Regions from separate parts of the Homo sapiens genome. Here regions 2 and 3 are each linked to region 1. Evidence: chromatin loops called from intact Hi-C (ENCODE). Cell type or tissue: GM12878. All regions are shown on one strand. Region 1 holds the start of LOC105372098 (a long non-coding RNA gene). Region 2 has its middle 170 kb from the start of SMAD2. Region 3 overlaps SKOR2 (SKI family transcriptional corepressor 2).

The links. Hi-C counts contacts between places; a loop is a spot of excess contacts. Peaks named below come from ENCODE experiments on the same cell type or tissue, not always from the same donor. Only the 100,000 strongest peaks of a DNase experiment are listed, where the experiment ranks them.
Region 2: a loop joins it to region 1, with 9 times the contacts of the local background. A loop is called at or near these places in 67 of 110 quality-filtered maps.
Region 3: a loop joins it to region 1, with 14 times the contacts of the local background. A loop is called at or near these places in 93 of 110 quality-filtered maps.

The regions. Positions count from the first base shown.
Region 1 is chr18:47,095,757-47,103,756 of GRCh38, reverse strand. It overlaps KATNAL2 (katanin catalytic subunit A1 like 2), which reads right to left. Exons shown (of 18, transcript NM_001387690.1): 16 at 4,352-4,514; 17 at 3,401-3,503; 18 at 1,514-2,891. The coding sequence ends at 2,752. LOC105372098 (a long non-coding RNA gene) reads left to right here and starts at 5,522. Exons shown (of 4, transcript XR_935432.3): 1 at 5,522-6,452. RefSeq lists silencers at 3,261-3,370, 3,206-3,418. In GM12878, a CTCF peak has its summit at 3,331 (motif pointing left); a DNase peak (open chromatin) is centred at 3,330.
Region 2 is chr18:47,752,335-47,760,334 of GRCh38, reverse strand. No RefSeq gene overlaps it. Among named protein-coding and RNA genes, the nearest start is that of SMAD2, 170 kb to the left of the region's middle. In GM12878, CTCF peaks have their summits at 3,756 (motif pointing right) and 5,595 (motif pointing right); no DNase peak of the experiment used is centred here; H3K27me3 peaks cover 148 bases.
Region 3 is chr18:47,200,362-47,208,361 of GRCh38, reverse strand. It overlaps SKOR2 (SKI family transcriptional corepressor 2), which reads left to right. Exons shown (of 9, transcript NM_001278063.4): 9 at 1,470-2,193. Among named protein-coding and RNA genes, the nearest start is that of IER3IP1, 28 kb to the right of the region's middle. In GM12878, a CTCF peak has its summit at 3,251 (motif pointing right); a DNase peak (open chromatin) is centred at 3,240; H3K27me3 peaks cover 120 bases.

The DNA of each region.
Region 1 (8,000 bases):
TTAAGGCCATGGAAACAGTGGGCATGGTGGTGGGCCAGGGTGAGATGCAGGGCTGGAAATTGATTAGGTACAAATTGCTTATTCTGCCATGGTCTTCTGCTCCCCTTTCCCTTAGAACACCAGGACCAGAGCGGGTGGGAAGGGAGTGGAAAGTTTATCTGGTATGTTTGGCCATTTGGAAAAGAATATTGATGGGTATCTGACAGGTCCGAGAATGTGTTAAAAAAAAAAAAAGATACTTAGAAAATTAAGCAAATAGAAAAACAAGGCAGTTGTTAATTCTAGGAAAGACAAAACAAGAAAGCAAATGTAATTCTAATTCACTAGCTGGCTCTGCAGTTAACAATGTACAGTTCTATTAAAAATATTGATTATTGAGTTAACCTAAAATCATAATAGAACTTTTGGGATGATGGAGACAGATACGTATATGTGGTAAGGAAAGGGCAGAGAGATGAAAGAGCTACACTTCATTTCATCCAAAGTGGGAATAAATATATAAAGCATCAAGAAGAAGCCACCAAAGTAAAGGCGTGACAGAAAAACATCCACATGCCGAAGTATTTGAAGACAAATTTTCTTAGGAAAAAAGAGGAGGACTGAGTATGTGATTGAATAGAGGTGGAAGTGTTAAAAACATGGACTAGGCGATATTTAAAGGGAATGGAGGATGTGGAGATGCAGCAGGCACACAGGCTGCATATGGGGTTTTGGAAGTGGAAGAAGGTTAAGTGTATTTGCTGTGAGGGATGGCAGGACTGCACTTATTCTGAATGAATTCAGGAACGGGCAGTAAGCAGAAAGGACCTAAATGTATTGTCATGAAGCCTGCTATCCAGAGGAGCATTTCCCCTGCCCCTTTACCCAGTCACTTTTGGGTATACATACAGCACCAACTTTCCCACTGCAGCAAATTCACAACAGCAGTTGAGATTTTATAAAATTAGAAATGATGGTAGTGGCCACAAGCAAATGGACTAGCAGCTACAAGAAATGTCAGCTGATGTCAGTTCTGACAAGAAGAACCCCCGCCAAACCATAAAGTAGACATCGGAACTTAGGCCTTACATCAGTCTTGGGCCATTCAAAGTAGAGTCATCTATGTCAGTGGTCCCCAGGCTTTTTGGCACCAGGGACCGGTTTCATGGAAGACAGTTTTTCCACGGAGTGGGCCTGGATAGGGGGCGGGGGATGGATGCTTTTGGGATGAAACTGTTCATCTCAGATCATCAGGCATTACTTAGATTCTCATAAGAGCGCATAACCTAGATCCCTCGCATGCACAGTTCACAATGGAGTTCACGCTCCTATGAGAATCTAATGCTTTCGCTGATCTGACAGGAGGTGGAGCTCAGGCAGTAATGCTCACCTGCCTCTTAGCTGCTGTGCAAACCAGTTCTAACAAGCCACGGACGGGTACTACGGGTCCATGGCCCAGGGACTGGGGACTCTCTATATCACTGGTGCTGCATGGTGTAGTGCCTGATGCTTATGAAGAAGTTTAAGCATGTACTGAGATGAAATCTTTTTTATTTTCAATTTGTTAAATAAGGTATATTTTCAATTTGACATTTTCCATGAAATGATGTTTAAAGAGGCATTTGAGAATAATCTCAAAATAATCGATACCGAAAAAAATGCTTTGGTTTTGTTTAAAAGGGTAAAATCCTTTGGGATACTTAGCTATCCAAAGTGTCTCTTTCTGGAGGTTTTTCCTCTTGAAGAGTCTGTCTGCAGGGATGATGAAGACAAGGCAAGGAAGAGAAAAGAAGGTGATTTCCCATAGGTAAGTTCTAGTGGGGGAAAAGAAGTGGCATTACTTAGTAGAAGCCTTCAAAATTTATCAAGGGTTGAAAGTAGATGCCTCGGATTGTGGGTTTCTGAGAGAGATGCGTCTAGTTGTTTATAACCCCTTAAGGAGAGGGGGAAGAGCCTAAGAGCAGGGAAGACTTGGGATGAATGTTCTCGAAGCTTAGGTGCCCCATCCTAAGCTTTGGATCTGATGAGAAGCTGCGGCAATGGAAAGAGAAGGGCAGAGCACACCGGATGTGAGGTGTGAAGAGTGAAAAGATGTTATTGGGGGCCAGAACCCAAAACAATCAGACTGGCAGCTGATGGTGATGGTGTGCTAGTCACCCTGGCTATTAGCTCTAGCATCAGAATGCTCAGTGACATTTCTGAGTGGGGCTTAGTTTGGGAGGGGTTTGCTGCTGACAAAGCTGGATGGAGTCAGAATTAGGGGGAGCTGATGAGATTCAGAATATTGTCCGGAATGAGAAACAGACTGCATTGCCTTCCCTGCTTCCGTCCTCCTTCACCCTGGGACTGTCAGCTGGGCAGTGCCTGTCAAGCTTAGCTTCTACTTGGCTGCCCCAACTCAGGGTCATCCTGTGTGTGGCCAACACAACTTTTCTAAGTACATCTTTTTCTTAAAAAGTTTACAAATGAGTAACATTACAGAAAATTGTTCATTAAAATTTTATGGAGTCTAATTGTCAGAAAAATCTCCATTGTATGACCCAATAGCACATATATGTATGTAACTGAAACTCTCAATATTTTGCTGACATCGATAATGGTAAGTTAATAAATATATCTCAGCTATCCAAAACAATACAGTGGCTCAAGTTAATCCAGTCTTCAAAAATAATTTTCTCTTTTCCATTCCAATCATTTTGTTCTCCCACGGACATTAATAAACTAGGAGGTCTTTGTGGTTGCCTTTGTGGCCAGGTCAGGGTAAATGTGGTTTCAGACAGACTCGAACTCTCTTTGCCAGTCTGAGTATCTCTGAGCCAGATTCTTTGCGGAGGGCTTGGTGTGAGTTAGCACATCCAGAAAGTCGGCAGTGGTTACTATATCCAACTGGATCCTGGGTAAGTCGCTGCTTTCTAGGATAAGAACACAACAGTAACAGCACAACAATCGACCTCTTGGTGATCAATGCTCTTGAAACGCTAATAGACCTTCTTTCAAAATAATGCATAATGCAGCATTCTTAATTGTTAATGCAGCAAAAGGCAAGACTAAAGAGGGCTGGGGAAAAATTCTTTAACGTGCAACTGAGTTAGCCCCTAAGGCCCAGACAAAAAAATGTGACCTAAATGTATCGTTACCAGGTATTATTTAATATTTATATAGTGCCTCAAATGGATCCAGCCCAACATCAGAGTGTGCCAGAGAAATAAAAGCCTGAGCCCTAAGGAGTTTATCATCTGCAAGCAAAGTCGATCCAAATCAGAACACCCACGGAGGAATGAGTTGAGTGAGGGATGATTTGACCAAAAAACGCATTGCCAAGTGTAAAGCGGCACCAAGAACAGGCGCCAGGCTCCATCTGCTGGTGAGAGGGATTTTTACACAAATTCCTGGAACACCTTCATGGTGATCCAACCCATACCTGACTGGTGATTTTCAAGTGCATCAAAGATCTTCCTCACGGGCCGCATGGCTGCTTCCCTGCAGACGAGCTTAATATCTGAGCCTGAGTAGCCCTCAGTCTCCTGAAACAGCCAAAAAACCAGCCATTGGTCAGTGGGCAGAATGCTCCTGGCCATTACGTTGTTATAGGCAGGACCCAGTATCAGAAGCCCTGTGTAGATTCTGTATCTGTCACCCATGAACATCCTAAAAAGATTCCCAGATAAACAGTGCTTGAGGAAGAGACCCTGCTAGCATGTTGGGATAACCTAAGCAGCTGGGCTAGAATGGCTTTCTAACACCATCGAAATATGCTGTAAGATGCCAGTGAAGGATCAGAACACCCAAGTTAGCCTATCAGGGCCCCTGTGCTCAAATCCAAGGATGGTCAAATTTGGTAGGCACGTTTATTCTTGTAAATAAGATCATACCTGCCATTTAGGAACCTCAGAGAACATTGTGTTCAAATGTTCACCAAAAGCAGGCAACATTTCTGCAACACCCTGGGAATGGACACCAGTGATAATGGGCATAATAGACATGTACCTGGAGTTTTTCTGTTATGTAATCATCACAGTCATTCTTTGTGGCTCATCTGCTACCCATTTTACAGATGAAGAAACAGGCTCAAAGAGTAAGTGACTTCTCCGAGGTCACACAGCTAACAAGCAGCAGGGCCAGGATTTGACCATAGGTTCTCTGAGTCTAAACCCTATGCTGTTTCCACTGCCTCACATTGTTTCTCCTTCTCTGAATATTTTTAAGTGAAAAGGAGCTTATTCTTCGTGAAGATGCCCATTGCATTACGGGGGCAGCTTGGATCTTATTCTAAGTGTCTCAAGCTTCTATCAGCTCATGGTAAGACCTGGTCTACAAGATGGCCATATGGTGGGCCCTTGACCTACATGTGCCCCTCTCCAGGGCAGCTGACCTGGCTCAGCACACTGTACTCCAGCTCTGTGTGCAGCTCCAAGGCCCTGCTCTTGCTCACAGGAGGCAGCCAGTGGTAGATCATGGCCTGCCTGGCCTCCCGGCTGGGGAGATCGACCAGAATCCTCTTCTCCAGGCGGCGTAACATGGCACAGTCCAGCTCCCTGAAATCACACCAGAAATGGAGCTGGACAGGGCTGCAAACACACTTCCTGAACAACAACTGTACTTTAAGAACAATTTAGCATTGCAGGAAGCAATTCTGCATTTTAACTGTCACTCTACATCTATGCCTTGAGTGGATGGGACAATTAATATTATTTGGAGAAAGAATTGGTGAGAAAGAGAACTGAGGGAGGGAAGGAAGGGAAGAGAGGAAAGCAGAAAGGAAGGAGAAGAAAGAGAAGGAAGGAAGGATGAATGGAAGAAAAGGAAAAGAGCACATTCTCAGAACTAATGAAAAGGAAGTAATTTTATGCGACTTAATTTGGGGTACAAAAACCAACTAACAACCAGCAATCATGAGTATTCTGATTGCAGTTGTAACATGAATTATTCAGTCCGATCTTGCCAGTGAGTAAATTATTGCTGACAATAAGTTGGGCACTCTAAGTACATTAATTCTTCCAAAATTCTCAGTCCTTCTGGAGTGAATGACCCCTCACTTCATTACATTGGTGAACTTAGCACCAGTGGCCCTTCCTGGGTGCCCAGTGCAAATAACCGCCCTTTCAGACACTCACTTTTACTCCTCCCAAAACTGTCAGGCCAAGTTTATGTGATTTTGCATCCATAGGCCATTTCCTTAAACTTCTTGATATGGTTTGGCTCTGTGTCCCCACCCAAATCTCATCTTGAATTGTAATCGCATAATTCCCACGTGTTGTGGGAGGGACCCAGTAGGAGATAATTTGAATCGTGAGCAGTTTCCACCACGCATGCTGTTCTCATGGTAGTGAATAAGTCTCACAAGGTCTGATGGTTTTATCAGGGGTTTCCGCTTCTTGCGTCTTCCTCATTTTCTCTTGCTGCCACCATATAAGAAGTGTCTTTTGCCCCCCGCCATGATTCTGAGGCTCCCCATCCATGTGAAACTGTAAGTCCAGTTAATTTTTTTTTCTTCCCAGTCTTGGATATGTCTTCACCAGCAGCATGAAAATGGACTAGTACACTTTTTTTTTTTTTGAGACGGAGTCTTGCTCTGTCGCCAGGCTGGAGTGCAATGGCTTTCAAGCTAATATAAAAGTAGAATAAAACAATTGAACATCTATATACATACCATCTTGATTCAACATCAGTATTCTTCTATATCTGCTTCATATCTCTCTATCTACCTATTCTTGCTAAATTATTTCAAAGTAATTTATATCATGACACCTCATCCCTAAATATTTTAGCATGCATTTCCAAAGAAGGGCATTTGCTTACATAGCCACAATATCATTATGACACCTGGCAAAACTGATTCTGTGATGTGTCTAATGCTCAGTCCATATTCAGATTTCTCCAGTCAGGGTGGAGGGTGGGAGGAGGAGAGGATCAGGAAAAACAACTAATGGGTACTAGGCTTAATACCTGGGTGATGAAATAATCTGTACAGCAAACCCCCATGACACAAGTTCACCTATACAACAAACCTGCACATGTACCCCTGAGCTTAAATAAAAGTTAAAAAATAAAATACTCCAACCATCCCCAAAATACCTTCCATCATTTTCTGACAAAATCCAGTGAACACATATGCATCATGTATGGTTCTGTCTCTTAAACCTCTTTTTAATCTAGGCCAGCCTGCTTGCCCTAGACCCTTTTTGAAGAAACAGGGCCAGCTGGAGAATGTCCCACATTCTGAATTTGTCTGATGATTTCCTTGTGATACATGAAACTGGTTCCTCTATTCCCTGTCTCTAAGAGGGAAGTTCTAAAAGCTTAATGAGATTTAGGGTAAATATTTTTTGGCAAGCGTATTGCATAGATGATGATGTGTTTTCATATTCATCAGGATCCACACATCTGTGTATCTCACTGTCGGTGTGGTGTTTGATTTTCTGGTGGCCATGGAACTCTCCGTTGTAAAGAAAAACATCTTCTCTCAGCAAGTAGTAAGTATTCTGTGTACAATACTTTGACACCATAGGAATACCCAATTCCTTATGCCCTTTCAACTAATGGTTTTAGCATCTATTAATGATCTTTGTCTGAATCAATTATTTCACTAGAGGTTGCAAATGCTGATTAAACACACACATACACACACAGAGTTGGATTTTTTTTTTTTTTTTTTTTTTGAGCCAGGGTCTTCCTCTGTTGCCCAGGCTGGAGTGCAGTGGTGCCGTCACAGCTCACTGCAACCTACACCTCCTGGACTCAAGCGATCCTTCTGCCTCAGCCCCCCAGTAGCTGGGACTACAGGTGCGAGCCCGGCTAATATTTTTTGGATGCAGTTTCACCATGTTAACCATGCTGGTCTTGAACTACTGAGCTCAAGCAGTCCACCCGCCTCAGCCTCCCAAAGTGCTAGGATTACAGGTGTGAACCACCACGCCTGGCCTGGATTTTTCATTCCAAATACATTATTTGGAGTTATTATGAAATTACATAGCACTATTATGTAAAGCAGAGCTTTCCCTCATCAGCTGAGGCTATTTGGTTACTCTAAATTACCATTCCTATTATCAATAGATCATCTTGAGTGTGAGTCTGTGAACTGTTTATTTGATTTTCTAGGATAGAAATTAGGAAATTCCTGTATGTTAGCCTAACCATTGATAAAGAGTAACAATGAGCTGAGTGCGGTGGCTCACGCCTGTAATCCCAGCCCTTGGGGAAGCTGAGGTAGAAGATTCGCTGACTATGCTGGGCAACATAGTGAGACCCCGTCTCTGCACAATATAAAAATTAGCCGGGTGTGGTGATGCACGCCTGTAGTCTCAGCTACTTGAGAGGCTGAGGTAGGAGAGTCACCTGAGCCCAGGAAGCCGAGGTTGTAGTGAGCCGAGATCATACTATTGCACTCCAGCCTGAGTGACAGAAATAAATTTTTTAAAAAATAAAATTTTAAATATTTTTTAAAAAAGAGTAACAATGAAAACGTCATCACCAGGTATTTCTCACTCATAAAAACACTGAGAATATCTAAACTGTCTTCCCATTTTTTCTTATTCTCATTCTGAATCTATGTTACAATATTTCTTTTTAAACTGAAAACATACTTCCAGGGAACATATCTGAATCCTAAATCACAGCAACCAGATTTCTTTAAGGAGTGTGTCTTTTCCTCTCCTATTGTTTGTCTAACCCTGAGCTGAGAATCCATAGTCCAGGGGTGCCTTACCGACAGTAACAATGACCTATTTCTTTTTTGCATTTGCTTTGTTCTTTTATCAGTCTCACCCTGTTGACATTCATCGCACATCAGAGACTCAGCCACCTCTTCCCTTGCACAATCATTCCCCCTCTCAAGGCACATTTATATTCAAGGCACAGGGTCAAGGAAAAGAAGAAAAAAACACGCTTCACAGCAGAACTTTGCCTAGCACTCCAATTGAGGATGTGCTCATCTTTGCTTCAGATGGTTTCTTCCTTGTTCATACTCAGCAATAATATACAGCCAGCAGGCAGCAAGAATGATGCTGTTCCCCTTGACTGGT
Region 2 (8,000 bases), 660 kb before region 1:
ACATCTGTGGCATTTTGGGGTTAGTTTTAATGTATTGGTTTTTCTTATCTTCAGAGGTTGCATTTTTCTGCTTCTTTGCATGCCTGGTAATCTTTGATTGGATACCACACATGTGAATTTTACATGTTATGTGATGGATAGTTTGCATAAATATTCTTTATTTTGTGATGCAGGTGAACTAGTTGGAAGCAGATTGATTCTTTGGGTCTTGCTTTTAAGATTTGTCAGGCAGGACCAGAACATTTTTTAGTTTAGGTCTAATTATTCCCCACTACTGAGGCAAGGTCCTTCTAAGTGCTCTACCCAAATGTCCCATAAAATATATTTTTCAGTCTAGCTGGTGGAGTCAGGCACTCTTCATCTTAATCCTCTCAGACGTTTCCCCCCAAAACTTGGGTAGTTTCCTCAGATGTATGTATTTATTTGTACTATACTGAATAATCAAAAAGAAACCCTCTACAAACCCTTGGAATTCTTTTTTTCCTTTTTTAGATGGAGTTTTGCTCTGTCGCTCAGGCTGGATTTCAGTGGCATGATCTTGGCTCACTGTAACCTCTGCCTCCTATGTTGAAGCGATTCTCCTGCCTCAGCCTCCCGAGTAGCTGGGATTACAGGTGCCCGCCACCATGCCCGGCTGATTTTTGTATTTTTAGTAGATGGGGTTTTGCCATGTTGGCCAGGCTGGTCTCGAACTCCTGACCTCAGGTAATCCACCTGCTTTGGCCTCCCAAAGTACTGGGATTACAGGCGTGAGCCACTGTGCCCGGCCCGGCATTTTTATATAAGAACCTTTGAACACTTAATGTAGTCTCCTTCTGACATATGTTATCTATTTCATTTCTATTAAGTATAAACATTATTTTTGTTTCATATAATTAATGTTTATGTATGCTATTTTTCATTGCTCTTCATTCCTTCCTGCATTTCTGAGTTTCCACCTGGAATAATTTTTTTTCTGCCTAAAGAACACTTTTCAGTGTTGTCCTTAGTGTTGGTCTGCTTTGATGAGTTTCTCTAGTTTTTATACATTTGAATATATTTTTATTTCACTTTCATTCTTGAAGAATATTTTTGCTGGGTATAGAATTCCAGATCAGCAGTTATTTTCTTTCAGTACTTAGAAATATTTTCCAGTAGTCTCTGGCTTCCAATTTTATTGTTAGGAGGTTTTTAAATGATAGTTTTTCTTTTCCTTTTAGCTGTTTCTTAAATATTTTATTTATTTATTTATTTTACCAATTAACTATGTGGTTTTAATTCTTGCATTGAGTTTGAACAAGTCTCAACCATTTTCCCTTCAGAGATTGCTTCTGTTTCATTCTTTTTTCTCTGGGATTAGAATTGCATGTATGTTCGACTTTCTTATTGTATTCCTTATTTCTCTTACATCCTTATGTGTTTTTCATCTCCTTTGTCTCTCCATAATTCATTTTATTTTTTGACCATTGTTACCTTTTACTAATTATTTTTGTCACCTTTTTCTAATCAGTTGTTAAACTCATTCATTAAATTCCTAATTTGGGTATTTTATCTTTCAGTTCTTGAATTTATAATTTTTCAAATTTTAAATATTACTTTGGTCCTTTTCTGAAATTCTACATTTGTGTCTTCAGTTTATTGGACAATAAAACATGCTGATCTTTTCCCCATGAAAAGTAATGTCTTCTCTACCACATTGCACCTGTACTGTTGATGTTCTGAACATAAAGTTTATTGAACATAAATTCAGTCTTTTACTTTATGTTGTTAATTTCTGCTTATCAGTCTAAAATTTCGAGGTCTTTTGCGGTCTTAACTTGGCCGATGATTTTATGAGGAGGCCAGGAAATCAGCAGAAAGGACTCTAATTCAAAGAACAATCAACTTTATTCTCTTCTGATACAAGATTTTCATGCCTGAAGGCATCTGAAAAATAAGTTTAGCATGGAATCTAGGAATGCCACATCCATGATGGCAAATCTATTAACTGTAAATTCTGCAAATAAAGGAAAGTTTCTGCTATTAAGAAACTTATCATTTAACTTGGAAGACAAAAAGAACACAGATTAAATAATTAGTGGGACATATTAAAAATATGCAGTTAGCAGAACTAATGATGAAGTACAGATCCTGAGCGTAGTTCACTTTCTAGTCTCTAGATGGAGACTCTGAGGACCAGAATAGTTTTGAAAGGCCCCATGTGTGCTGTTACTAGGCATAAGAAGAAGGGTCCCACGATGAATTACTTTCTTAAAACTTTAATTCATTCATTCATCCATTCAGCAAACATTTTTGGACATTATTATATTCCAGGCACTGAATGCTGTACTGGCCCCATTGGAGAACAAGATGGGCTGGACCCCTGCTCTCACGAACCTTACATTCTGGACACTCCTGATTGTGGACCAGAGCGGGAAGCAGAGGAGCATGGCTGGAGGAGGCCTTGCAGAGGAGCAGCCTGAGAGGAGTGATTGGGCCCATGACCCTGATCATTATCTGCCATCTCATCTCCCCAGAACAGCTGGCCCTGTTTTAGGGGTTGAGATCCTGGAGGTTCTGCCGGCCGAGGACACAGTACTCACAGATGGCCTCGCCCTTGCCTTCTGGGTTTCGTGCAGGGATTGGGGTGGGGATCAGAAGCCCACCAGCTCTTTTCTCTGTGATATGAGCCAGATTGTAATGTTGAGATCAGCAACTGTATCTTTTCATCTCTGAATCTCCAAAGCCTGACACATTGTAGGTGCTCAGTAAATGTTTATCACTAAAAGATGTTACCTCGAGAATTACCTGAGGTCCCTACCTTTAAGCACTTTGTGTTATCTCCATTTACAGATGAGGACTTGGTCGTGGTCACAGAGCCTACATTTTCCGCAGAGCCCTACTTCAGTTCTTACCTCTTCCATTACTCTCTCTGTCATAATTCCAATTCATAGTTGGGTTAACCTTTTCCTGAATTCTTTTTTTTTTTTTTTTGAGACAGAGTATCGCTCTGTCACCAGGTTGGAGTGCAGTGGCACGATCTCGGCTCACTGCAGCGTCTGCCTCCCAGGTTCAAGCGATTCTCCTGCCTCAGCCTCCCAAGTAGCTGGGATTACAGGTGCCTGCCACCACGCCTGGCTAATTTTTGTATTTTTAGTAGAGATGGGGTTTCACCATGTTGGCCAGGATGGTCTCTATCTCCTGACCTCGTGATCCGCCCCTCTCGGCCTCCCAAAGTGCTGGGATTACAGGCGTGAGCCACTGCACGTGGCCACCCTTTTCCTGAATTCTTACAAGACTAAGCCTGAATTAATCATTTTATCATTTCAATAATAGCATCCATCTTAATGTCACTTGCCCTCTGCCAAGCACTGTGCTGAATGTTTTAATACTTCAACTCAGTTCTTTACAATATCCCTTTGAGAGAGGCATCTTTATTAATCCATGTTACAAAGAGAAATCTAGGGCTTACAGAAGTTAAATAATGTACCTGGAATAGCACAGCTAGTAAGTGCCACAGCTAGGATTTGAACCCTGGACGGTCTGACTCAGAAGTCTGTACCCACAAGCATCATGCTATACTGCTTCTGTTGCACCGTGTTCGGCTCAGTTCCCCACTGGAAGGCAAGTGCTTTCCGGTGCAGGGAGCACATCTCAAGGTTTTGTTTGTTTGTCTTTGTGATTTTCTGCCCACCTGTAAAGGCCTGGCATAATGCCTTGTGTATGGTTGATAATCAGTAAAGACTTGCTGTGCTGAAATTTCACTTGCGGCGCTGTCAGGCTGCAGGCTGCCACTAGGTGGTGCTACATTCCAGGGAGTGGACAGTGGCGGGCCATTTGATTGGCAAGAGGCAGGGTTCTGATAGCTCTGGACAAGGGGAGAGGAGTGTGGTCTATTCAGAAACGGGAAGGCTGGGGCCGTGGAGGAGGGGGACTTCATACCTCCTGAGAGGATATGGGGGGAGAGAGAATCTACTACCCAACTGGTGCCTAATGTTGCATCCCAGGAAGCACCGCAGTTAGAAAAGTGGGCTGGCCAGAAAACAGAGGGGCCAGAGTGCGTCTGCAGCCCACAGAGGTGGGATGGAAACAAGTCAAGGTCATAGGGCATCAGAAAACCTACCAGGCTGTTGGTAGAGAGGCCCTGGCCTGCCTTTCTGCCCAGGACCATAGGAGGCAAATGGCCAAATCAACATTTTAATTCCACTCCCATTCAGATGTGTGGCTCCCCATCTTCTAGTTGGGCCCTCAGGCCACTATTGTTTTAGGTGCCCAGGGGAGAAATGTGCAGTGACTGATTCTAGACCCTGGCCCTCTGGCCCCTGCTACCTGTCTGTTCTCCTCTTCCACACTCCCCTCTGGCACATTGTAGGTGGAGCCACACTTTGGTGGAGAAAGGAGTTTAGTGCTGTGTACCAGATTGAGATGGAAAGTGTTGAAGGCAGAGTTCAGATATGGATGGGTCTCTGCAGGCTGTCCTAGTCAGGGAGGGCTTCCTGGAGAGGGAGATCCCAGTGGACAGGTGGGGTCTGATCCTGTACCTTTGAGTGTCAGGCCTTGGTGTTTGGCAGTGGTTTAGCTCAGCAGGAAGAGCAGAGGATGTCAGGAGACTTGGGCATTGGCCACAGGCTAGCTGTGGGCAGTGACTGCATCTCAGCCTCAGTTTCCTCTTCTGAAGGGTGACCATATTTATTGTCCACACCAGGATGATATTGTGAGTGAAAGGAATATTAATTGCCCTGGGTCAAAGGCAGAAACTGGGATGCTGTCTGGGAAAACCAGAATATAAGGTCACCCAATTTCTATGTAAAATGAGTTGCCTTCTAAGGACCATCAACTCGAGGTCCTCTGATTTCTGACTCTAAGGGAAGCACACAGTAGGGACACAGAAATGAGGCCAGAAAGTCCTGGTTCTGTCACATTCTAGATGCATGGAAGATTTGAGTGATGCTCACTCATGAATCCATGGATCTATTCATCCAATCCAGCTATCCATCCATGAGTCACACAGGACCAACAACTCTGCGGGAAGCCCCTGGGTCCCAGGCTCTGGAGGGCTGCACAGACACACTGCTGTTCTCAGGGAAGAGCTGAGGCGCCCTTTCACCTGGCAAGGCTCTCTTGTGCTGGAGTTGGGTCCTTCCCTCCCTTCCTTGTCCTACCCTAGCTCTGCCCCTGAGGAATTCTTGATGCTATCCACGCTCCTTTCCTTGGGCCCCTGGTGCACAGAGTATGCTGCACCCCCCGACCCCAGGAGGTTTGCTAGGAAGCACTTGGGATGGCCCCCGGTTCTGTCTGGCCCTGCCTTACCCACCCATCCTCATCCCACCCCAGCCTCTGCAGCCTAACAACCCCATGACAAATTATCCCATGGCGAAGTTAAATTGGCTGCTGCATCCAATACCGTGGATTATAGAGAAAGGAAAATACATAGCTCATTAACTCAAATCCCAGCCCCTCCCCCAGGCCTTGTTTTTTCTTCATCCCTCCTCTACTTATCTCTGGAGAAGAGACCTGGCCACAGGACTGCCTCCTCTTCCTTCTAACGACTTCTTGGGAGAGGGAGGAACTTGAAGGTAGGGGACATGGGCTTTCAGGACGCCAGGACCAGGTGAGCACTCTCGCACTGCATGGGACCCACCAGCAGAGGGCGCCACAGCACAGCGGAACCCGCGGGAAAGATGGAGACCTGCGGAGAGGGACTCCTGGAGGCTGGAGTGGACGCTGGCAGGGGAGAGCTTCCTCCCCAGGACTTTCCCTTATATTAATACAAGGGAAAGCAGGGCAGATCTCGCCCTGGAGACCCTTTCTGGAGCAGGGAAGGGGACCGCCCCGCTGAGAGCCAGGGCCATGCCACAGCAGCAGGGCTGTGTCGTGGAAGGAGGGGAGTTGCGCCGGGTGCGGGGCGCCCTTGTCTTGAACTGGCCCGGGGCTTCCGGTTTCAGCGGACTGCGGGGGCGGCGGCGCCAGGGCAGGAGGCTGGGGACGGAGGCTGGGATCCGTGTTGGGTGGGACACTTGCTGCTTGAGAAGATGTCCTTCTCCCCCATTCAAGGGCTCACCTGTGGCCAGATAGGGAAGAGCCACGCTTTCAGAGGGTCATGAAGAATTCATCCAGCCTTTGTGCCCGCCTGACCGTGAACTCGAGCCGAGACAATGGCAGGGCTGGGGGCCTTTGTCTCCCTCCCAGCAGAGGCAGTGTCAAGTGTTGGCCACCTGTGGGCGGGGAGCCCCCTCTCTTGGGAGAAGGGCAGTCCTGTAACTTGACGAGGGGCACCAAATTCAGGGCTAATTAATTGGAAATTAAATTTTCCATTTGGCTGGGCCAGAAACAATTGGGGTTGGGGACCTAAAGTCAGGAGAGGCCATTGGAAAGAGGGAAGGTGTATATGGTGTGTGTCTCCGCTAACGTTATACTGTGGAGGAAGCAGGGTGTGCCCCCAAGACGCACAGTCAGAAAATCAACCAACCAACAAACAATTCAACACCAGAAATGGTGGCTGTACTCAGCATGCTTTCCTAGCAAGGAGGCAGGCCAACGAAGGCGCTTGCAAAAGCAAGAAGGCCCCTCATTCCACAGAGTTTCAGGCACCCACCATGTGCTTGACACTGTGCCATGTCCATCAGCAATGCATGTGCTGCCTGAAATTCCACCATTAGAAATTCATTTCTTTGTGACTTTACAGCTGTTTAATTAAGTTAGCATTTATTGAACTCACATTATATGCTGGGTACAATTTCACATGTGGGGCTGCGTCAGTGAACAAAAGGCAAACTGCCTGCTCTTGTGGAGCCGCTAGTCCAGTAGGGAAGACAAAGATAAAGAAATAGATATATTATTTGTAAGGTGAAGGCATTCTGTGTGGGGCAACACGGGCTGTTCTTTTAGATAGGGTGGTCAGGGTAGGCCTCATGGAGGGGAACTTGGGCAGCCATCTGAAAACTGTGATGGAGTTAGCCGTGTGGCTGTCTGCGGGAGGGCATTGCAGGCAGAAGGAAGGGCAGTGGTGCAAGATGGGACTGTGCTTGGTATCTGTTGAGTGGGCCAGCCTGGCTGGAACAAAATGAGCAGGGAGGAGAAATGTAGAAGCTGTGGTTGGATTCGAGCATGTGGGGCCTTGGAGGCCATTGAGAGGACTTTGGCTTTAATGGTGAATAAGATGGGCTGTGGGGGTTTTGAGCAGGGAGGGACCTGATTCTACCCATGTTTCACCAGGTCATTCTGGCTGGCATGTGGCAGGTGGAGGGATAGAGGCGGGGACATGGGGCAAGTGTGGAGGACAGTTAGAAGCTACTGCAATGGTCCAGGTGTGAGATGGCATCCCCAGACCCCATCGGCGATGCTACTGCCTCTGTGTTTGGTGGTGGGGCTGGTCCCTCATCTAAGTCCTTCTCAGCCCTAATAGAGATGCCCGCACCTGCCCCACCTGGCTGTGCCAAAGCCTGCCCTGGAATTGAGATGGTGACACCCTCCCTGCCCTGACCCTTGCCCTTGAGAGAAGCCTCAGATCCTGTCTAGTGGTCCAGAGGCCTGGTTCTTCCTCCCAGCTCTGACTCTGAGTGTTTCCAGCCATTTTTTTCATACCTCTGTGCTTCAGTTTCCTCACTATAAAACTGATAAGTGGCCAGGCGCGGTGGCTTATGCTTGTAATCCCAGCACTTTGGGAGGCCGAGGCTGGTGGATCACGAGGTCAGGAGATGGAGACCATCCTGGCTAACATGTGAAACCCCGTCTCTACTAAAAATACAAAAAATTAGCTGGGCGTGGTGGTGCGCACCTGTATTCCCAGCTACTTGGGAGGCTGAGGCAGGAGAATTGCTTGAATCTGGGAGGCGGAGGTTGCAGTGAGCCAAGATCATGCCATTGCACTCCAGCCTGGGTGACAGAGCAAGACTCCATCTCAAAGAAAACAACAAAAAACAAAAAACAAAAAACTGATGAGTACATTGCCTGTTCTAGGCAATTGCCTGTTCTAGGCCAGGCATGGGGGCTATAGACATGAGTAGGCTCTCCAGGAGTCTGTGGGTCCTGCAAGAGGGCAA
Region 3 (8,000 bases), 100 kb before region 1:
GGCTAAATACTTACTGTGTTATCTTTACAATGCTGTAAGGCAGATCCTGTTATTACCTCCATTTCATACTTAGAAACTGAGGCTCAGAGGAGTCACATAGCTCTTAAGTGACAGATACAGGATTCAATCCAGGTCTATTTGACCCTAAAGCCTTCTCCCTGTCTTCCTTGGGTCCTTAGCTGGTGGTGAGGGAGACTGGGTGCCAGATCTGATGCCATTTCTCTGTGTTATCTTGAGTAACATCATTTAATCTCTTTGAGTCTCACTCTTATCTATAAAATGTGGATGGCCAAACCTGATCAAAATCTCTACTAGCTCTAAAATTTTGGCTGTCACTTTTGTGTGCCAATTTTCTGCTATATTCTCTCTTTTTTCCCAGAAAGGGGCCACGTTCATGAAAGCCAGCCCAAGACCACATGTAACACCCAAGGGCATGACCCACCTATTTTTGCCTTATGTCTGCATTTTCTTAATCACTAATTGCTACGTTGCATCTTTCTGGAGAGTCTGGAATATTATTTTTTGTTGGTATTTTAACTATATCTACCTCTTTGGTAAACTCATTTTTGTTTCACTTCTGGAATAATTACTACGAAAGTAACAACAAGAGTCTTTTAAAAAAGGATATTGGATTTTAAAGGAACATTCTGTGTCTTCCTTTTTGTATAGATCAAAGATAAAGAGGGGGAGTGGTACATTCATTTCTCTCATCTTTAGTCAGACATAAGAGGTTCTTTTAAGAATCTCCTTAGAGAATAATGGTGTGCCCCCACTGTTCTAAGGACTTTATGTCGATTATCTTATTTAATCTTTGGACCAACACACTGAGGTAAGTATTACTGCTTTCACCCCCCTACAGCTGAGAAGGCTAAAGAGACAAGAGATGAGTAAGTTGCCTGTGGTCTCACTGCTAGGAAGTGGCAGGATTTGAGCCAGGCTGGGGCTGGCTCTGCATTCCATACATTGTCTGCTCTCCTCTGGTTTGTCACCTAAAATCATGGCCTAATTCACATCTTGTATTATCAGTTATAAATATGCAGTTAATAACCAATCCAATCATTTTATTGATTTTGAATCACAAAACCTCCACTCATACTTCTATGTTGCCCTGACACCACAGAACAAGAAAAATAAACGTAACTTGGGCCATCCAATCAAAACCAGCAGAGCACCAGAGCATGAAATTCTGTCTGCCCCTTTCACTGCAGGCTGCTTTTGTCTTTGCCCTACAACAAACCCCAGCTTCTAAACCCATCTAAATGGCTTTACTGTGAAAAGCACACAGCAAACCAGCACACTCTTGTTTAGTATTTCTGGTTTGGCTTGATATCATCAGAGATATATAACCTAGGGTAGCAGACAAAATGTCTTCTCCTAAGGAGGGTATACTAAATATTACTTTAAATGTTTTAAAATTATCTGATTATATTAGGTTCAGCTTGTCATTCTATGCTTTTGTCTTATCCCAGGTGCACAGAACTACTTACTCTTGTTCTCTTGTAAGATACAGCCTGCCATGGAGCACTTCTGACCCGTGTTAAAGACTGCAGATCGAAAGGGCTTGGGAATTAAATACAAAATCAGGTTCAGGAGAACCTAAGGACAAGTGACCTCAAAACAGCATGGACAACCATGTAAAATAGACTGTAGCAGCCATTCATTAGTGGGGGGAGGGGGGAGCCAACCAGAGCAGTCAATGCTTGTTGCATCTTTTGGTGGAACCAAAGTTCGAGTCTTTGTGTTTTTAAAGGATAGCTGAACCCAGAGCATGGGAAGTGCTGTTAGCCAGTTGGGATGGGAAATCAGCGGATGGTCCCAGGCAGTCTCAGTCCTGCACACATGGAGAAAGCAACTCTACAAAACTGTCTTCTCTTTTTGAAGAAGTGATTCTTGGTGGAAGAAAACACAAGACCCATCCTAGGAGTGGGGATAGCGTTTCAATGGATGGGAAGGCACCAGCCGTACAAACCTGCTTTTCATAGCAAACTGGACAGACTTACATGTGGCCCCTTCCTCTCTGTACTTTGCCTGCTGTATGAATGAGGATTGTATTCCTTTGGAAATATTTTACAGTTTAATATTGAGTGTAATTAAGAATATAATCATGTTATCAAAAATGGCATTTAACTCTGTTGTAGTTTCTTTAACATTCATGTGGATAAAAAAGTCTATAATAAAAAAACTATGAAGTAATGGTTGTGTTCATGTAGTTAAATGCACATTTGCTTGAGGACAACTAAGAGAAATTCATACTTTTAAAATTTTTTTGGTATAAAAATATTTGAATAAATTATTTTTGAAAACAGAATTCCTTCAAAAATGATTATTAAAGGCTAGCCCAGCGTTTGGTCATTGTCAGCATCTGGACAACTCCTCCATTGTTTTAGGATCTTTGTATAGGTAAAGGAATGTTCTAAATTCCTGCTAGGTCTTCCAGTAGTGTTGCTGATAGAGCCCATCGTAGGCCTTCCTACTTACTGTGATGTTAAATCCAAGTCCACAAGATCATATTATGCCCCAAATTCTGCTTTTCAGATGAGAGAGTTAAATAGTGAACACTTTGCAGCCAAGATTTCTAAGGTAATGTGGGTTGCACAGAAGTCCACCATGGATGACCTCCCAACCTGAGGTTGCCAAAGCCCATCCTAACTGAAAAAACATCTCACCATTGGCATCCCTCAACAGATTTCAAAACAGCCTTCAGATGCATCGCCATGAGATTTAATACTTTTTCCCCACCAGCTTTATTACCATGAACTATCCCAAAAAGCTTCACAACTTACCCTTGAGATAAATGCTCTTATCTTGGCTGTGACAATAAAAAACCAAAGGAGGGATACTCATTTGTGATCTTCCTAGCCTATGAAGGATGAGAAGCTGCATTCGAGAAGGAATGTAAACCAAGTCCCAGAGTCTGGAAACAGGTTCTCAGTGACCACTAGCAGAAACTAATATGAAGATGCTGTGACAAAAAATGTTCTCTTTGAGCTGTTCTTCCAGGAGGGGCCTGGGTGCAGGTATGAGTCTCACACAGTCCTTTGGACATGATACATGTTTCTAAAACTGGTAATTGTACCTAGGTGTGTAATTTGAGCAGTCAGGTAAGTGGAGAATTTTCTCCGATATAAGCATGAAATTTCACAAAGGGATGGAAGCCCTGTGGCTCTTAGCTTTGTACTTTAAGCCAAGGATATCAGAGGTGGCAGAAAATCATCTGGGAGGTCACAAACCTGGCTTCATGACTAGCCACCAGGGGACAGCAGAGGTCATTTTCTATAGAATCCAATGCAAACTCTAGGACCAGATAGCTTCTCAGAGCAAGAGCAGCTTGGCCCAGGAGTTTGGAGGGAGAATAACAGATTTACAGATAAATTTAAGGTCTTTGTCCTGCAGCTGCATCAACTGGCAGTGTAAACCGGCCTGAAATGTCATTCTTTCCTTTCCAATTGCAACTTTAAATATCTATGAGTTATTAGTGGTAAAATATCAGCAAATGATCTTGTAGCAAAAGAGAGATAACCCAATAACTTGACCAGTATGTCTGCAGCACTCTGGACATATTAACCATGGCATAACTCTGCATTGAGTTCATGGCCAAGTTCAGTACAGAAAACCATTTGCCTCTGCTGCTAAGAATGTTAAAACTATCGCTTCTCGGCCTTTTGGCTAAGATCAAGTGAAGAATGTTAAAACTGCATTGGTGCCTTCCAGTTCTCCACCTAAATTCCAGATTCCAAAGAAGCCCAGCTATACATGTCTCTGAGTGCCAGGGGACTCCTGTTGACCTTACTCCCATGCCTTAGAGTCTCCATTCATTACAAGCACTAGAGCCTAACAATCCTCCGAGTAACCATAAAGCTACACGCCAAAAACCCAAAGCTTCAGAGAAAAAGAGTCAAGGAAATCACATATGTGATGTGGAAACATGTCATTTACCCCATGTGTTTTCTCATTAAGAAGAGTGAACATCTTTTTCCTGTTCTAGTAATGTTTATTGCTTTTAAGTTGGAGCAAAAGAATTCTTCCCTAAAACTGGATATAATTGTGTTATCTGAGCTGCCTTGTGGAAACAGACAGGACATCCATCTCAAGTGCTGCATGGGGCTAAAAATAAAGCTACTCCTCAGAAAGACATGTAAAAATTCTTGGTGTACAAAATGACAGCAGAAAAAAAATGCTGTGCTCTTTTCTTTGTTTTATCATGTCAAAATTCCAAGGTCAATCCAAATACTAGCTAATAAAGCATGCAGGCAATGCAAATACAATTCTCTATTTTAATTCCAAATTAAATTATAAAATCAGAAAAAGCATCAGCAAATCAAAGCAAAAATCCAGGCCCGAACAATAAAGTATTTCCTGTTGGGGCAGACCAGACATTTCAGACTGATGCTTTCCATCCTCAGAATGCCTGAGTAATTGCTTGTCTGTTTGCCACAGGCAAGGAGAGAGGGACATCACATCCCAATTTCCTTAGATTGAACAATGAGTGTGGCCTCTGCTCTGTGGGAAATAGAGAGAACTCTCTCCTAGCTACAGGGGATATGATCAAACTGATAGGAGCTCTTTCATTTAAGAGTTAAGAGTTAAGACGGTGTTGGGGTGGTCAGCAGTGAGAGAGGTTAGAGAAAAGGAACACTGTCTGAGTGGTAAGGATGTGTAACCACTGTCATTTAACTCCCAGCACTCTCCATGCTACGGGCAGAGGGCCTTTGTCTCTCTCTACAGAGTTGAGCACACAAAGTCTGACCATCTTACAAGATTCCTTATAGGCAACCCAAACCATGTTTGTAATAACAGACTCTTGTGGGGGAGATGTGTACTGTAAACTTTAGGAGGACAGAAGATGTTTGTTTCAGCTCACTACCCTCTCCCTAGTGCTTAGCATAGTCCCTGGCAGGTAGCAGCAGCACAAAACAGTTTTGTTAAATGAGTGATTCTATCTCCTTTATTTTATTTGAGCCAATCACAGAAGCAAATCAGTTCACTGTTATCGATTTAAGCTCTCTCAAAGGTTGACTTCTCATCTGATTTCAAATGATCATAATGTGGCAAATGCTAGTTGCCATCCTGTAATACTCATTCTCAGGTGGTAATACACCTAATTGAAAGATTACCTTCTCCAGGTTTACTTGCAGTTAGACATGGCCATGTGACTATATCCTGGCCAATGGGATGCAGGTAGAAACATGTGGAACTTTCAGAAAGGTAGCTTCAAAAGAGCTTTGACTTAAATATTTATTTTTTTCCTTTCCTTTTCTCTCTTTTCTGATGTCTGTAAGATGGATGGAGGCCCAGCAGCCATCTCAGGCCATGAGGTGATTTTGAAGATGAAAACCATATACTGTTAATACTATGGCATAAAAAAAATAATAAAAGCCAGGGTCCTTGGCAACTACTGAACCACCACTCCAACTCCAGACTGCCCATTTCCAAATTTATTTTATGTTGGAAGAAAATGAGGTTCTATCTTATTTAACCACATTACTTTAGATTTTCTATTAACTCTGATTATAAAACCTTTTGCTCTATTTGAGGGCCCCCATCAGCCAACAATTGCATGATTTCTTATTTATGTGACAACTTTCCAATGCATATTTATGCTGTTTATTTCATTTTATGAGCTCATTGGCCCTTTGATTTAGCTAAGGGTATTTGATATGGAGGCTAACTAGTTGCAGAGTCAACCCTAAATCCAGTTCTTCTTACTGCCATGGCAAGCTATTCTTGTCTATTTCTTGACCTCACCATCACACTAAGCCAACTGTGTAACATCTCTGATATCTCCCATTGCAGTATACGCAGGTGAAGATACGGAAAGGGGATGAACCTGAACTTGGCTGGCTTTCCAGGGTAGGATAGGAGACGGACTAGAAAAGTAAACTGTCCAAAAGGCCTCATAGGTTCTCATATGACACAAAGAAAGATGTGAGCAGGTATGTAGCCAGACCCCAACATGGGAATAGATCTCAGCAGCACAGGCAAGTTCAAAAGTAGGAGGTTGTCAATCACCATCATCCATGATACAGGGCCCTGCCACTCACATTTCACTTACGGGCAGGTTCTGTCCTTGGGGAAACACACCATTGAGAATAAATAGGTGGCAAGAAGCAAACCGAGTCCTAGACTCAAAGACATGATGGGCAGACAGCTCTTTGGCTCAGGAGCCCATGTGGGCATTGGCTCTCCCACTCAGAGGGGCAGCAAGGTAAGCTTGGGAACCCAGGAGAGGGCTCTGGGACTTCCAGATTTGAGCCTGTAACTACCACACAGGACTGGGAGGAAAAAAAGCAAAGTCTTTCTAAACGTAGCATGACTCCAGTCTTGATTTGGGACCTGAAGCAGTGTTGGAGCTTTAGGAAGAGGGATGAGAAGGGGGCTGGTTTTGAGCTAAGAAAGGTGCTGAAAAACACTGAGAGCTGACAAGACTTCTCTGCAGATGGCCACTTATTTCCATACCAAGATGAATATACATATAATTTAGAAAAAATAAAGTTACCTAAAGTAAACAATCATTCAGAAAAGCCATGACTCTGTGCTGAATTAAGAACTTCTCTAAAAGCATTGTTAACACCTGGAGTTTTCAAATAATAAAATTCATTCTTCACATCCAACTTTTACATCATCTCACTATTAAGGACAGTGGCTTCCTGGATGATTGTTAATGACAGTTTTCTTTACTATATTTTAGACCATTTAGCAAAGTTTATTGATTTATACTTCCTTGTAATTAGTTACAGTGATTGAAATAGCTTTTATGGCCCTCTAGGGATTGACTTTTTAAAGAATCAACATTTCCCCCAAATTGTGTGTTTTAAAACACGGTTAAATACTGTTTGAATTCAGTACTAAACTATCATTGGTGAAACTGTAATTTTATGTGTAGTTGCTTTTTCATCCCTCTGCTTATATGGCACTATCATCCAATTACTTGGCAGCCAATAATAATACCAGCAGCCAACTTTCATTGAGTGATTACAGTAAGATGAACATTGTGCTAAGTTTATGCACAATGCTTAATGCATTATTTCATTTAATCCTCTCAACAACCCTATGAAGTAGGGACTATTTAATTGAAATTTAAAGGAGTTAAGCTACTCAGCTGATTAAGTAGAAAAGTAGGAGTTTGAAACTAGGGCGATTGTGACTTCAAAAATCTCTGCTTTTAACCATTACATTGCTCCCTACACAGGTGAGTTGGCAGTGCCCAGACTTTCACAATCTGAAGGGTGCTGGAAGACCCCTCTTAAACAAAAATATCTCCCCTCGCTAATCTCACTTGAAGCTGAAATTTCACAACTAGCATGATTTCTTTGACTAAGTATTATATGTTTCTAGTAAGATAAACACTCCAAGACAGTGCTATTCAAAGTGTCTTCTGTCAAAGAGCTAACACTATAAAGCTCTTAGAAGAAAATATAAAAGTAGATCTTCATAACCTTGGGTCAAACAATGTTTTCACGCATACAAGACCAAAAACACTAGTGACAAAAGAAAAAATAAATTTGACTTCCTTAAAGTTACAAACTTTTGTGCTACAAATGATAACATCAAGAAGGTAAAAGAAGACCAGCTCACAGTAAAGGGAAATGTTTGCAGATAATATATCTGATAAGGGACTTGCTTTCAGAACACATAAAGAGCACTTACAACATGATAATAAAAAGACAAATAACCAAATTTTAAAAATGAACAGAAGACTTGAATAGATATTTCCCCAAAGAAGTTATATGAACACTGAATACATGAAAAGATGTTCAACACTATGAGTTATCAGGCAAATGCAAATCAAAACCACAATGAAATACCATTTCACATCCACTAGAATGGCCAATATCAAAAAACAAAAACAAGTATTGGTGAAGATGTAGGAAAATTGGAACTATTATACATTGCTAGTGAGAATGCAAACTGGTGTGCAGCCACTCCATAAGCAGTTTGACGGTTCCTCAGAAAAGTAAACAGAATTACCATATTACCCAGCAACTCCCCTCCTGGGTATA